Regions from separate parts of the Homo sapiens genome. Here regions 1 and 3 are each linked to region 2. Evidence: read pairs that join two places in POLR2A ChIA-PET (ENCODE). Cell type or tissue: MCF 10A. All regions are shown on one strand. Each heading gives the region's core, and the rest is flanking DNA. Links, peaks and the distances in the headings are about the cores only.

Region 1 (4,724 bases), core at 866-3,365, 58 kb after region 2:
CCAAGCTGGGCACGGTGGCTCACACCTGTAATCCCAGCACTTTGGGAGGCTGAGTCAGGCGGATCAGGTCAGGAGATGGAGACCATCCTGGCTAACAGGGTGAAACCCCGTCTCTACTAAAAATACAAAAAAATTAGCTGGGCACGGTGGTAGGCACCTGTAGTCCCAGCTACTCGGGAGGCTGAGGCAAGAGAATGGCATGAACCCGGGCGGACTTGCAGTGGGCAGAGATGGCGCCACTGCATTCCAGCCTGGGCGACAGAGCGACACTCCGTCTCAAAAAAAAAAAAAAAAAGAAAGAAAGAAAGAAAAGTGATCTCCTCTTGGAAGCCTTCCCCGATCCTCTTCTTTCCCGACCTTGACTGACTGACTTTTCCAAAAACCTAAGCGAAATGCAGAAGGAGAGCTCTCTTATATGATGCCTTATGGAGATAAAAATGAACACATACTAAAGTATACAGTGGTATGGATTTGGAAGGCAACCCAGCAATTTAGCAAATAAAAATGTGCATCCCCTTTGACCCAGCAACCCACTTTAAGGAACTTGACCTACCCAAAAACCTAAGCAAGTGCGCAAAGACGGTGTGCCAAGACTTTGCAATACTTTTGTGTGATCAGCAGGGACTGGTTTAATAAACTTTAGTACTATAGGCTACTCCATGCTGATAGAAAAATATGTCAAGATATTTGTCATCTTGAAAAAAACTAAGTGTCAAATGATATACATAGTATGATCCCTTCAGTCTTACAGAAAGCATGATGGAAGGAAAGAGAGAATAAAGAAAGGGGAAAAGGGAGGGAGGGAAGGAGGAAGGAATGAAAGAAGGAAGCAAGGGAGGAAGGGAGTGAGTGAGTGAGGAAGAAGGAATGGAGAAGAAAGAAAGGGAGGAAAGGAGTGAGCGAGTGAGGGAGAAGGAATGAAAGAAGGAAGGAAGGAAGGGAGGAAGGAAGGAAGAGAGATTGTATGTTACCCTGAGATTTGGTTCTAAAGTCTGTGAATAAAACAAAAAGGGGCATAATTTAGCAGGGTTTCACTGTGTTAGCCAGGATGGTCTTGATCTCCTGACCTTGTGTTCCGTGAGGAGATCACTTTTCAACCAGACCTTGAAGGATGGCATGGTATTCAGAGAAACAGACAAAGGACATTCCAGGTAGAGGCTGGAATATGGAGTCAAAGACATTCATGGAGCTTGGTCGAGGTGGGGAGGTGGTTCATTATTCCTTGGTAAATCCTTGGCCATCACGTTACCTAGACCACAGCCCACCGCAAGGCAGGCTTAGATATTTGAACAAAATACATCAAGACAGACAAATAAGCAATTACATTCCAACAGGGGGAAACAGACAATGAACAGAAAATAAAGTCAACTGGATGGCATGTTAGATGGAGATAAGTGTTATGGGGAATAAAAATCAGGGATGGGAGATGGGGAATGTGCATGGGGAGCAGAAGGGGCCACCGTGTTAAACAAGGTGACCAGAGAAGGCCTCATGAGAGGGGTTACATCTGATAATGACCCATAGCAGGTGAAGGAAGGAGCCTTCCAGATTCCTGGGGAAAGAGCATTCCAGGGAGAGGGCCAGCAAGGACGAAGGGCCTGAGGTGGGAGAGTCCTCAGTGAGTTGGAGAAAGAGCAAGGTGGCCACATGGCCAGAGCAGAGTGAGAGAGGGGACAAAGGGGACAAGAGAGCTGAAGTCCTAAGGCCCTGGTGCTGAATGCCTGAAGGTGTCAGGCTCTGTGGCTTGTTTGGATTGTTTGGTTTGGGTTATTCTTTAGAGTAAGATGAGAAACTATTGAGAGGTTTTGAATAGAGGAGTGACACACTCCGACATGTGGTTCAAGGAGACCCTTCTGGGTAAAAGAGAGATGAGGACCAAAATGAGACCAATTCAAAGATTACTGGCATAATGCAGGTGATTTGGGCCAAGGTGAAGCAGTAATGGTGGAGGAAAATGACCATATTCTGAATGTATTTTGAAGGTAGAGGCTTTAGGATTTGCTCATGGATTGGGTGTGAGGTGTGAAAGATGAGAAAGCATCGAGAGAGCCGCAGGGTTTTGACCTGATGCTGCCATTAACTGAAGTAGGACTTAGTTTGGAGCTGGGGGAGAGATTCAAGGGCTCAGTTACAGATATAGTGTGTGATTTCGTTGGACATCAGAGTGCAGATGTCAAGAAAGCAGTTAGACATGTTAGAACAAATTCAGGGAGAGGTCAGGGCTAGAAGTATAAACAGATGAGTAATCAGCATATAGATAGTGTTAAGAGTCATTAGGCTACATGAGGTTACTAAAGGAATGAGTATGGACAGAAAAAGAGAAAAGGTCTGAGAGCTGACCCCTGAGACACTTCACTGATACAAAGTCAGGAAGGTAGAGGGGAATCTGTGATGGCGACTAAGGGAGGGCAGCCAGCAAGGTAGGAGGTTGGGTCCTAAAGGCCAAAACACACAAGTGTTTGACAGAAGAGCGCGTGATTAAATTCTGCTGCTAAAAATTCGCGATTGCAAAAATATGGAACCAGCCCAAATGCCTATTAATCAATGAAATTAATGGATAAAAATCTGTGATATATGTGAGACATATATATATATATATATATACACACACTGTGGCATACTACTCAGCCATAAGAAGGAATAAAATAATGGTATTTGCACCAACCTGGATGGAATTGGAAACCATTATTCTAAATGAAGTAACTCAGGAATAGAAAACCAAACATCATATGTTCCTCACTCATCAGTAGGAGCTAGGCTATGAGGATGCCAAGGCATAATAAGGAGGATACAATGGGCCAGGTGTGGTGGCTCACACCTGTAATCCTAGTACTTTGGGAGGCCAAGGTGGGTGGATCACCTGAGGCCAGGAGTTCAAGACCAGCCTGGCCAACATGGCAAAACCCTGTCTCTATTAAAAATACAAAAATTAGCTAGGCGTGGTGGAACATGCCTGTAGTCCCAGGTATGTGGGAGGCTGAGACATGAGAATCCCTTGAACCAGGAGGCAGAGGTTGTGGTGAGCCGGGATGGCACCACTGCACTCTAACCTGGGTGACAGAACAGGCTCTGCCCCAAAAAAAAAAAAAAAAAAAAAAAAAAGAATTATACATTATACAATGGACTTTGGGGATTCGGGAGGAAAGGGTGGGAGGGGTTGAGGGATAAAAGACTACAAATTAGGCTGGGTGCAGTGGTTCACGCCTGTAATCCCAGCACTTTGGGAGGTGGAGGCGGGCAGATTGGGAGGCCGAGGCGGGCAGATTATGAGGTTAGGAGATCGAGACCATCCTGGCTAACACAGTGAAACCCTGTCTCTACTAAAAACACAAAAAATTAGCCGGGCTTGGCGGCGGGCGCATGTAGTCCCAGCTACAAGGGAGGCTGAGGCAGGAGAATGGCATGAACCCAGGAGGCGGAGCTTGCAGTGAGCCGAGATCGCACCACTGCACTCCAGCCTGGGCGACAGAGCGAGACTCTGTCAAAAAAAAAAAAAAAAAAAAAAAAAAGCGACCAATTGAGTACAGTGTATGCTGCTCGAGTGACAGGTGCACCAAAATCTCAGATATCACCACTAAAGGACTCATTCATGTAACCAGACACCTCCTGTTCCCCAAAAACCTATGGAAATAAAAAATAATAAATAAATAAATAAATGCTGCTGTTAGGTCAAGAAAGACAAGGACTAAAACACCGACCACTAGATTTTCCCCTGAAAACTATTTATTACTTTTAACCAAGTGCTGGCCAAGTCTCCCTGGCCTTGGATGGAAGGCATATCAATTGCACATCATCAGCCAAGTACTGATTGGATGGTTTCAATTGCAAAGGGGAAATCTTATCTCCAAGTCATAAGGTGGGATTTCTGACAGAAGGAAGAGCACACATTAGGTGAAGAATGCTAGACTAGGAAGGAATGGAGTCAGATGGCATGGGCACCAGTCTTGGTTTATCTACTTGCTCCCTGTGTGACCTTAAGACTCCCTGTAGCTCTTACCATCTTCACATACAATATGATGGGTGGTGAGCAGAGCAGGGTTCTCTGAGAGACTTTTCATAGTCTCTTCTCAAGTCTAAAATTCAAAGACATTTCCCTATCTTAGTCAGGGATGGCTACATAATTTGCAGGATCCCTTTTTCAAAATGTGCAGTGTGGGGGGGGAATGCTGTTAAAGATACTAAATATAAAGCTTTTTCTTTCCTTCCACTATCTCTCTCTTGACTTGTCATAATGCTGTTTTAATTGCTATTTAATATCATTCTAGGTAAAATAAATAAATGAAATTTTACATTATTCACGTGGATTTTACCATTTACTTTTACATTGTGCAATGCAAAATTTTAAATGCAAATATGAAAACATTGAACTCATAAGCAGAATCAATAAAATTACACAATTCATATTTCATAGTTCCTACATGCTGTATTAGTCAGTTCCCACACTGCTAATAAAGACATACCCGAGACTGGGTAACTTATAAAGAAAAAGAGGTTTAGGCTGGGCGTGGTGGCTCATGCCTGTAATCCCAGCACTTTGGGAGGCCGAGGCAGGTGGATCACGAGGTCAGGAGATCGAGACCATGCTGGCTAACACGGTGAAACCCCGTCTCTACTAAAAATACAAAAAATTAGCCGGGCGTGGTGGTGGGTGCCTATACTCCCAGCTATTCGGGCGGCTGAGGCAGGAGAATGGCGTGAACCCGGGAGGCGGAGCTTGCAGTGAG
Region 2 (4,724 bases), core at 841-3,340:
CTCCTAATTTCACGGACCCATCAGCCCACGCGTAGAATGCAAGATAATCTCTCCATCTCAAGATCGTTCACTTCATCACATCAGCAAAGTCCCTTTTGGCATGCAAAGTGATCTGTTTACTGGCTCTGGGAATTAGGACATAGGCATCTTTGGAGTGGAGGGACGGGGAATTGTTCTAAAGACTGAAAGCAAAAGTTTGTGCCAAGTTTCATAAGAAATAGTTAAATCCTGTTTTATGGCCTCAGTTGGCATTCCAGCTCTGGAGTGGGGATGACCCTGTGCATTGTGTCCCCACTCCCAGGAAACCAGGGCATGCTTTACTGGGATCATCCTCCAAAGTAGCAAAAAAAACCTGCTGTGGTGGAAAGAAACCCTTGGGCATGGGTTCTCATCTCTGCACAGAAGAGGTGTGTTGTGTTGCGTTGTGTTGTGTTGTGTTGTGTTTGTTTTGTTTTGTTTGAGACAAAGTCTCACCCTGTCACCCAGGCTGGAGTGCAATGGCGCGATCTCGGCTCACTGGAACCTCCACCTTCTAGATTCAAACGATCCTGCCTCAGTCTCCCAAGTAGCTGGGATTACAGGTGTGCACCACCACACTTGGCTAATTTTTTGTATCTTTAGTAGAGACAGGATTTCACCATGTTGGCCAGGGTGGTCTTGAACTCCTGAACTCATGATCCGCCCACCTCAGCCTCCCAAAGTGCTGGGATTACAGGCGTGAGCCACCGCGCTCGGCCCAGAAGAGGTGTTTGGCCTACTCCTCTCAGCAGCCCTCTCCTCCCTGGGGCCAGGTTTTTCAGGATGCCAGAGTCCTAATGGCATCCTTCCCTCTCTTGCGCCATTTCTAGACATGTCAAAATTTACTCTCTCTGTCCCCGACACTTGACTGATCTCTTTGTGACAATGTGGCTGTCACTTACTGGGCATTTAATACATGAAAAAAATAAAAACTTTATTGAGCTCTTACTATTTGTCAGACACTATACGAAGAGGTTCATATAGATTATCACACTGAATCCTTCCAGAAATCCTATTAGATAAGTAATGTTACTGTCCCTCATTTTATTAACAGGAAAAGGAGAAGAAGACACTGAGGCACAGAAAGGTTAGGTAACTTGCCTAAGATCACTCAGCTGGGAATAGGCAGAGTCTTTGTTGAACTCTGGTCTTCTGACCTGGAATTTATGCTCTTACAAAATTACCCTTCTGTAGTCCCAGATACATGGGAAGCTGAGGTAGGAGGCTCACTTGAGCCCAGGAGTTTGAGGCCACCCTGGGCAACATAGCAAGACCCTATCTCTAAAACAAAACAAAACAAAACAAAACAAAACAGAAAAGTACCCTATATTGGAAGAGGTGAATGGATGGAAGGCAGGAAATGCACTGACTGTTGTTAAATAGCATTGGCTTAGGTGCTAGAAAGTCTAGATTTCCTATCCTGCTTCACCACTCCTTGCTGGATGACTTGGACTAGTTTCTTCCCCTCTCTGGGCCTCAGTTTTAACAGATACAACATGAGGGGCTTGCATAGAAAGGAGCAGGTTTGCTCCGACACTAGCTTTCTGTGTGTCTAATGCTGGTAGCCTGTTGGTTACCACCCCACCTTGCTTTGACCTTTAAATATGCCCACAAGACGTGGCATTTGCTGTCACATGGCCACGTACGGTCAGCAGCACCAGGGCTAGGTTCCTGAGGCCCCCTCACGTGGCACGGCCTACAGCTCCCCTATCCCTGGGGCCTCCGGCAAGGATCCAGGCGGCAGCCGGCAGCGGCAAGCATGTGCTGTTTCTGTGGTTTCTACTTAGAACAGTTTCCTGTTTCAACCTGCCAGTTCCTTAAAAGCATTAGCTTGAGGTTTTGCCGAATGACTCCGCTCTATTTTCATAAAGGGGTGGAGGGGCTCCTCCTGGGAGCCGAGCCCAGAGCTGAAATTCCACATGAATTAAGGGTATATCGAGCTTGGAAGTTCATCTCCTGAAAATAGTCTGGCTTGGGGTGACTTTCAGAGAATAGGGAGAGTTCCTCCACCAGCCAGATTCTTGGGCCCAACTTGTCTAAGAGGCTGCCTCCATTCCCTTATCTGGGCCTCAGTTTCTCCATATCTTACATGAGAGGGCTGGATCTTCTCTCCAGATTCTAGGCAGTCCCCACGTCTCTGTTTAGTGTATATGAAAGTAATGAGCACAGTAGTAGCCAACACATGTATAGCCCTTCCTGCACTGTTCTAAGCACTTTATAAATGTTGATCCTCTGAAGTGAACACTCTTCCTGTCCCCATTTTATAGATGGGAAACAGAAGCAAGTGATGTTGACTAATTTGCCCATGCTCACGTTACCTTCAAGTGGTCAAGTCAGGAGTTGAACCCTGGTGATCTGGCTCCAGAGCCCTTGCTGCTGGCTCTCTCAAAATAAGACCTTTCTGGCGGCAGATGGCTTACTATTGAGCAGGGCGCAGTAGGTGTGATCTCAGAGGGCTCAGGTTTGAGTCTTGGATTCATCATCTGCGTGACCTTGGGAAAGTCACTCAATTCTTTGGAACCTCCATTTTCTCATCAATGAAATGGAGCTAGTTGAACCCATGTTGTTGATCTGCCATAGTGTGTAGGCAATTTGAGGTGAAGATTATTTATGAAGAAGCTCGGGACCAAGACAAGCAGTCTCGTAACATAGGCTTTTATTATTATTCCCATATTTCACATCTCCTACTCCCGCCCTCGGTTCTGGGGTTATTAGCTAGATCTGCTTTTACTAGGGAGGGACTCCAGAAGGAAGGTCCAACTGGAATGCTGACAGCTCCAAAGCCACCTTCCTAGCCTAGAGATAGGGTTTGGGGGACTGGCAGTGACTTCTTAGCAGCCTTGAGTCAGCTGTCCAGAGTGGATGGCCCTGTGAGAGCCAACACTTCCTCCCCACCCCTGTGAGGCATCTGGGTACGGGTGGAGCCCCGTGGGAAACTGGCCTCGGCCACCAATTCCAGACTTCTATCCGCCTGACTCCTTGGCACTGTCCGAGTAAGAGACATCTCCAATTTAATCCACCCAAACAGAACTCTTGATTTCCCCCTTGAAATCTACTCTTCCCTTGGTCTTCTCTATCTCAGTGAGGGGCATGACCCAGGTTGCTCAACCTAAAACCCTCCATTCACCTTTTTTCCTTCACAGCCTGTATCCGAGCCATGTGCAAATTATGTGGACTCTTTGATTCGATCTCCAAATTTTTTCCCGACTCTGCTGTCTTTTCTCCACCTTGGTACACCATCAAGGGTCAAGGGAGAGGTGCTGGTAGCCACCATCGTTGTTTATTTAGTCTACTTAGGCAACCCCAACTCACCACCCTGTGGGTACGTTGTCCCCTGCCTCCCCTTGACACAACCAAAGGCATCTGCTTGGGAAAATACTTCATCAACTCCCTGCTTAAAACCCTCTATGGCTTCCAAATGGACAAAGACTAAGCTCTTTACATGGTCTCCAGACCCTTCGAGATGCATTGAACCGTCTGGCCTCATCTTCCACCGCTCTTCCTCTCGCTCATTTGCTCCTGCCATGCTGGTCTCTCTGCTTCTTAAGCAAGTTAAACAAGCTCCTTCCTACCACAGGACTGTGTAGCACCAGCCACTTCCCTGCCTGCAAGGCTTTACCCTCAGATGTTCCTGGAGCCAGCATTTTGTCATCAGTCAGGTTCCAGTTCAAATGTCCCCTTCTCAGAAAGCCTTCCCTGACCACCCCATCTAAAGCATTCCCTGCTCCCACTCACTCTTCTCAACACTTCTGTTGTTTTCTCAGACGATTTATCATCTGACATTGTCATGTTTACTTAATTGTTCAGTTGTTTACCATCTGCCCCCTTCACTAGAATGATAATGAAGGCTGAGAAAAGTGCATGTTTTCACAGCTATATTTACACTGTACCACCAGTGGGAGCTGGGGGGAATCTGGCACATAAAAAGCACTCAATAAATAGTTGTAAAATGAATTCAAAAGTGTGCTATGTCCTGGAACAAGTTAACTCTCTGGGCTTCAATTTGCCCATTGATAAAATAAAGGAGAATGAAATGGGTTGTATCAAAGGATTCTCTTTGTTCTCACATTTTCTGGATCTCTGGATCCACAAGTTGCCCTTGGGATGGATGGATGGATGGATGGATGGATGATTTCTGGGGGTTTTATTGAAGACACCTGGGACAGAGGAGTTATCAGGAGCAAGATGGAGGCAGGGAAAGGGGGCAAATAACTCCAGTCAGAATGTGCTTCTTTTACCCCAAGTGAGAGAGAGGCATGATCCCCTCTTTCCTCTGTGCCCACCCCATGGACCACCTTTACCCATGGCTGCACCAGGGGAGGTGGCAGCAGCAGCTGCCTGCCCACCACCGGGAGCTCCACCCAGGAGATAAAAGGAGCCGAAGGAATGTGCTGGCAAAGCTGACGTCCCTGTCTTCTCAAGGGTGTAAATGGGTTTCCTGCTCCCACAGGTTCAAAGAGCACTTCATTTCACAGCAAAAGTACAGCTAATGAGAAACAGATTGTCTGGCTCCAGCTGCAGCTCTGAGAGCCCAGGAGGCAAAGGAAAGCCCCCAAGAACCTGGATGTGAACGTGTGTACTAAGGGACTGTTTCCTCCCCTTTCTCTGGGGCCACAGAGCTATTTCAACGGCAGGGGAAGGAGTTGCAGAGAGGTGGGGGTAGAGGCAAGAGCAATGTCCCCACTGGCAGTTAAGAGGAGCCCTTG
Region 3 (4,724 bases), core at 1,472-3,971, 69 kb before region 2:
CTAGAGATCCTATGGCCTCCTCGGACTCCAGGTGTCCAAAACTCATTGTCTTTTCCCCTCAGTCCCCTCCGGGGTTACCCATTCCGAAGGATGACATCATCACTCACCAGGTCCTATAGAGTCTCATGATCCACATCTCTTCTAACCATCCCTTCCTCTCATTCTTACCATTTCTACCTTGGATCAGGCCCCTGTGGATTCTTTCCTGACAATTTCAATAGTGACATAATTGGTTACACTCCCCAGAGTCTTTCTCTATCAACTTCAACTTTGCATTGCTGCTTCTGTACATTTTTTAAAATATAAATCTGAAAACATGCTATTCTTTGCTTGAAATGATTCACTTGTGCTCCGTGGCTTTCTGAACAAAGTCTTAAGCTCCAAAGACAAACAAGGCCCTCTGTGATCTGGCTCATCCCCAGGGCCCCACGGTCCACAGCTGGAGGAGGCCCTCTTCACATAGAATACAATGAGATGGCTGCCCCTGCAGTTATACAACAGCAGGCTCTGTTCTTGCTTATCTCTCTAAACCCATGCTGCCCTCTTCCAACCCTTTATATTCCAGCTATCGGTTTCTCTGAGCCTTGTTCACAATGCACTCTTGGCCTGGAATCTAGCCGCCACCAATATATTCCCCCACCCTCCTCCACCTCATCTGCCAGGAATCACGTATTCATCTTTCAGGATTCAGCTAGAGTCACCACTTAGTGAATATTTTCCGGTCCTCTCTCTGCCCCAGCAGAATGGACCACCCCCTCTCAGGCCTCTCCTCTTCTCTCACTCACCTCCCACCCACACTGGGTCCTCCGGGCTTCCAGCTTGGCACCTCGCACACTCTGTTGCCCCTAGTGGTTGATATCCCTGGTTCTCTTCTAGATATCGAGCAAATCCAGGTGCTTCTGTGACTGCCTAACACATCATATGCACATAGTAGACATTGAACAAATATTAAAGGAATAAACTAACCAATGAATGGAGTGGAGAAAAGGAGGAGTCAGAGTATCACCGTCACACATTCACCCCAACAGAGGTTCTGGAATCCAGCTCCTTGGGTCCAGAAACTCAACTAGATGAGGCTCCCTCAGTTGATCATTCTCACGGACTGATCCTAAGAGCTCAGCAAACCAACCAAAATCCCACTGGGCTTGTTTCCCGTGAGGTATTTCATTGTCACATAGGCTAGAGGACTCATGTCAACACCACCCCCATATTTTCCTCCTGATAGTCACAGAGAGCTTCAATATGAAGCTAGTTTCTCCTCAGAAGGTTGCTGTGGTGTGTGTAGATTCAGAATACAGGGATTGAGGGCATCATAGGAAGGGTCTTTCAGCTGAGATACCCTGGAATTCTCCTTTTCATGGAAGCAAAAGCTTTGCTGAGGAAATTCCAGTGCTCACAACCACTGGCCAAAGCCTCTCTTCCTGAACAGGGACAATGCTGGACACACAAATGCCAACTGCAGGCTCTTGGATCTTCTTGGTTCTCAGCACCAGGCTGGCCACTCCATCCTTCTCTTCCCCAACACTTTCTTTGCACTTGGAATATTGGAATTCATTTGGCTTCTACATTTTAGTATACAAGTCACCATTCAAAGATTACCCCCAGGTCAACTAGTTTGGGCTCTGGTATTCCCAGATTTTCAACTCTGCCCTTGCTGTGTCTTGATTTATTACCACAGATGGCTAAGCACAAGCATGGTGCATGAATGTATGGCTTCAGTAAGACAGATGACCTTGTTTCCAAGTTCTGGGTGTGTGCTTAATCATGAATTCTCCACTGACATTCTCCATTTGCCTCACATCTTATGTGTCATAGTGTGATGATCAAGTGTTTGGAGGATAGGGGCAGGGTCCTCTCCTTCCTTCCCTCCTTCCTTCAAATATTCACCAAACATTGGCAGAATGTCTGTTACTCCATGCTAGGCCCTGAAGATACAACAGTGAACAAGGCATAGAACTGTTCCCAAGGAGCTCCCAGTCTTCTGGGAGAAAAACACAAGAAAATAATAGTTGGTGGAAAGAACTACAGTGGGATAGTCAAGTGTGCCATGAGATCATAGAGCTACCTATCCAACCAGGCAGCAGGGAGTTGTTTAGGAACTCAGATTATGGTAAGACACAAGGTCAGAAGTAGGAGAGAGCTGTGGGTTACCAAGTTGAACTCCCTCATTTTACAGATACAGAAACAGGCCTAGAGAGGTAGACACCAGATTATTGGCAGAAGCAAACAAAGAATCAGACTCCTTAGTACCTCATCATCTTCCCGTCACTCCAGGCTGCTCTAATTCAGGCTGGGCCCATGAGAGATAATCAATAAATAATCATCTCCCTGCTCTGCAACTCGTCAACCTTGGAATGATAAGCTGAAAAATGTTTCTAAGATGAGTAAAAGAGAAGGGAACTTGGCATTAGTTGAATACCTACTATGTACAAGGCACTTTCAATGCAGTAGTCCCACTAATCCTCACAACCCTTAATAATAGGTACTAGGTACTATGGTATTATGCCCATTTTATGGTCAAGGAAACGGAGGCTCAAAGAAGTTAAATTGCATGTTCAATTTCTTACACTCAAGGAAGTGGCAGAGCTGTGATTCAGATGCAGGGGTCTCTTTCCAAACCAGCACTCTTCCTGAAGACTTCAAAGTCAATGTGCCCACACGTTCATTGGGGCATTTGCAGCACTGGTGATTTTCTCTTTGTCTCTTGGGTTCTCGTTGAGTGCTCAGAGCTCTTGATGCAGCCAAGCAGAGAAAAGCATAGTACCTACCTCTGACGACCAGGGAGAGAGCTTTATCTGCAGGCAAGTGAGATGCATCTCTGTTTCATTTGGTTTGCAATGGAGAGAAGGCAGGAGAAGTGACTTGGCAGGCAATTTCTAGGGGTGCGGGTGTGCCCTTCCTTACTCAAAATTTTGATAGATGCCATAGGAAATTTACATTCGTATTACGTAGATAGGGCCCAGAACCAGAGGCAAGCTGGTGGCATACTCATCAGTATATTTTAACAGCTAATGAACCTGGCTTCATTTCCTCCTGAAATTTCAAACATGAGATTGAGGCAATATACCAGGTTATTATCCTAGTCCTACCACATAAAATAGCTGTGTGACCTTGAGTAAATCAGTGACTCCTTTCTTTAAATGTAAAACCAAGTGGGTTGGATTTAACGATCTCTCAAAATTTCCCATGGAATATTCTAGAAGGCAGCCCAACAGGGAGGTTAGGAACCAACGAAGGCCTGTGATGTCATAAGTCTGAGTTTTATCCTTCTTTGCTTTTTCACTGTGACCTTGAACAAGTTCCTTAACCTCTCTCTGAGCCTCAGCTGTCTCGTGCTAAAAGGGAGGAGAGATGCATACCTCGTAGGATTTTCATGAAGATCAAACACTGTAAGCTGAATAAGATGCATGGCACAGTGCCTGGCACATAGTAAATTCTCACTGAGGACTGTGTATACCAGGGTGTGGCCCCAGGGGTATAAAGGTGAATGAGAACAGCCCCTGCCCTCAAGTAGCCTATAGTCTAGTGACCTGTGTTTATAAAGAAAGAGCATGTGCTTATATCCCCTTTGACCTTGTAATTAATACTCAAAGAAGGGATGGAAGAAAGGAGGCAAAAGAGAATAAAAAAATTTGATAGTCATAACTAATTCCTATAGAGTGCCTACTGGGTACCAGGTATTCTTCTAGGCAGTTTGCATATATTAATTTGTACCAGTTCTTATAGCAAAAGCCATGAGGTAGATGAGATCATCGTTGCCATCCCTTTTCACATCCGCAGTGAAAACTAAGGTACACAGAGATTATGTCACTTACTCAAGATTACATCGCCAGTATGCTGCCGTGCTGGAATTGGAAGCCAGAGCCCATCCTCTTAACTACCCCACCACTCTGCCTCTTCAAGCAGAAGGCGAGCGTTTGGAAAATAAGAAGGGATGCAAAGGTCAGATGCCCAGTTCCTGAAACCAGATGGGTCTTTCTTCCCAGAATGCCTGTACCCGCCAATCAAGGGTGAGGAGCCATTAATTAGATATGGCCCCTATCAGAAGTGACACTTAGTAGGGCATTGAGTTTGTCGGCAGCCCCTCTTGGAGAACAGTACTCAGCCAGGTCAATATGCCTTCCAGCCCTTGAGGTAAGCACCGAAGTTAGAATCAGAACATTTGAGTCCTATCTCCTCCAGCCTCCTGCATTGCTCTCTAAGCGTAAATTGAATCCCTATAAAGCGAAGGCAAACATCTAATTCACAGAGGCAGCTGCAAAGATCAAACAATAAGTAACTAACATTTACTGAGCGCTGCTATGTGCCAGGTCCTATTCTATGTAATATACAAGTGTAAAGGTATGTAATTCACACAACTCTATGATGTAGGGGCTGTTATGATCATGCCCATTTTATGGAAAAGAACACTGGGGCACAGAGACGTTTAGTAATGTAGCCAAGGTTACACAGTTAATCTGTGGTGGAGATTTCCAAGTTCAGCGTCCCATCCTGCACTCCTCACTATCTCTGAATACTCTAGTGATCAGTTAAAAAGATTTTGTGAACACTAAATGTGATTGTGTTTCTTTTCTCCGGTAGTCACATCTTAGGTCTTTGTTCATTCCGTTCCCTTGACCTTTTCTCGTAGCTACTATTACTTGTCTGCGATGGTGAAGAGCAAGGTTCTAGAGACCCCAGTGCTGCACTGGAGCTGGCTCACCCTGGCTTGTCAGAGCCTATTG

Evidence for each region. ChIA-PET counts read pairs that join two places held together with the same protein. Peaks named below come from ENCODE experiments on the same cell type or tissue, not always from the same donor. Only the 100,000 strongest peaks of a DNase experiment are listed, where the experiment ranks them.
Region 1: POLR2A ChIA-PET joins it to region 2 with 6 read pairs; 3 of 35 experiments call an interaction of 5 or more read pairs at or near these places.
Region 3: POLR2A ChIA-PET joins it to region 2 with 5 read pairs; 6 of 35 experiments call an interaction of 5 or more read pairs at or near these places.

Annotation. Positions count from the first base shown.
Region 1 is chr22:32,663,370-32,668,093 of GRCh38, reverse strand. All of the region lies in intron 6 of SYN3 (synapsin III), which reads left to right. LOC105373002 (a long non-coding RNA gene) reads right to left here. Exons shown (of 4, transcript XR_938176.4): 4 at 3,528-4,724. Among named protein-coding and RNA genes, the nearest start is that of SYN3-AS1, 91 kb to the right of the region's middle. In MCF 10A, for the core only: no CTCF peak of the experiment used is centred there; a DNase peak (open chromatin) is centred at 2,203.
Region 2 is chr22:32,720,852-32,725,575 of GRCh38, reverse strand. The region is part of intron 6 of SYN3 (synapsin III); the gene reads left to right. Among named protein-coding and RNA genes, the nearest start is that of TIMP3, 78 kb to the left of the region's middle. In MCF 10A, for the core only: no CTCF peak of the experiment used is centred there; a DNase peak (open chromatin) is centred at 1,825.
Region 3 is chr22:32,790,784-32,795,507 of GRCh38, reverse strand. All of the region lies in intron 6 of SYN3 (synapsin III), which reads left to right. Among named protein-coding and RNA genes, the nearest start is that of TIMP3, 8.6 kb to the left of the region's middle. In MCF 10A, for the core only: no CTCF peak of the experiment used is centred there; no DNase peak of the experiment used is centred there.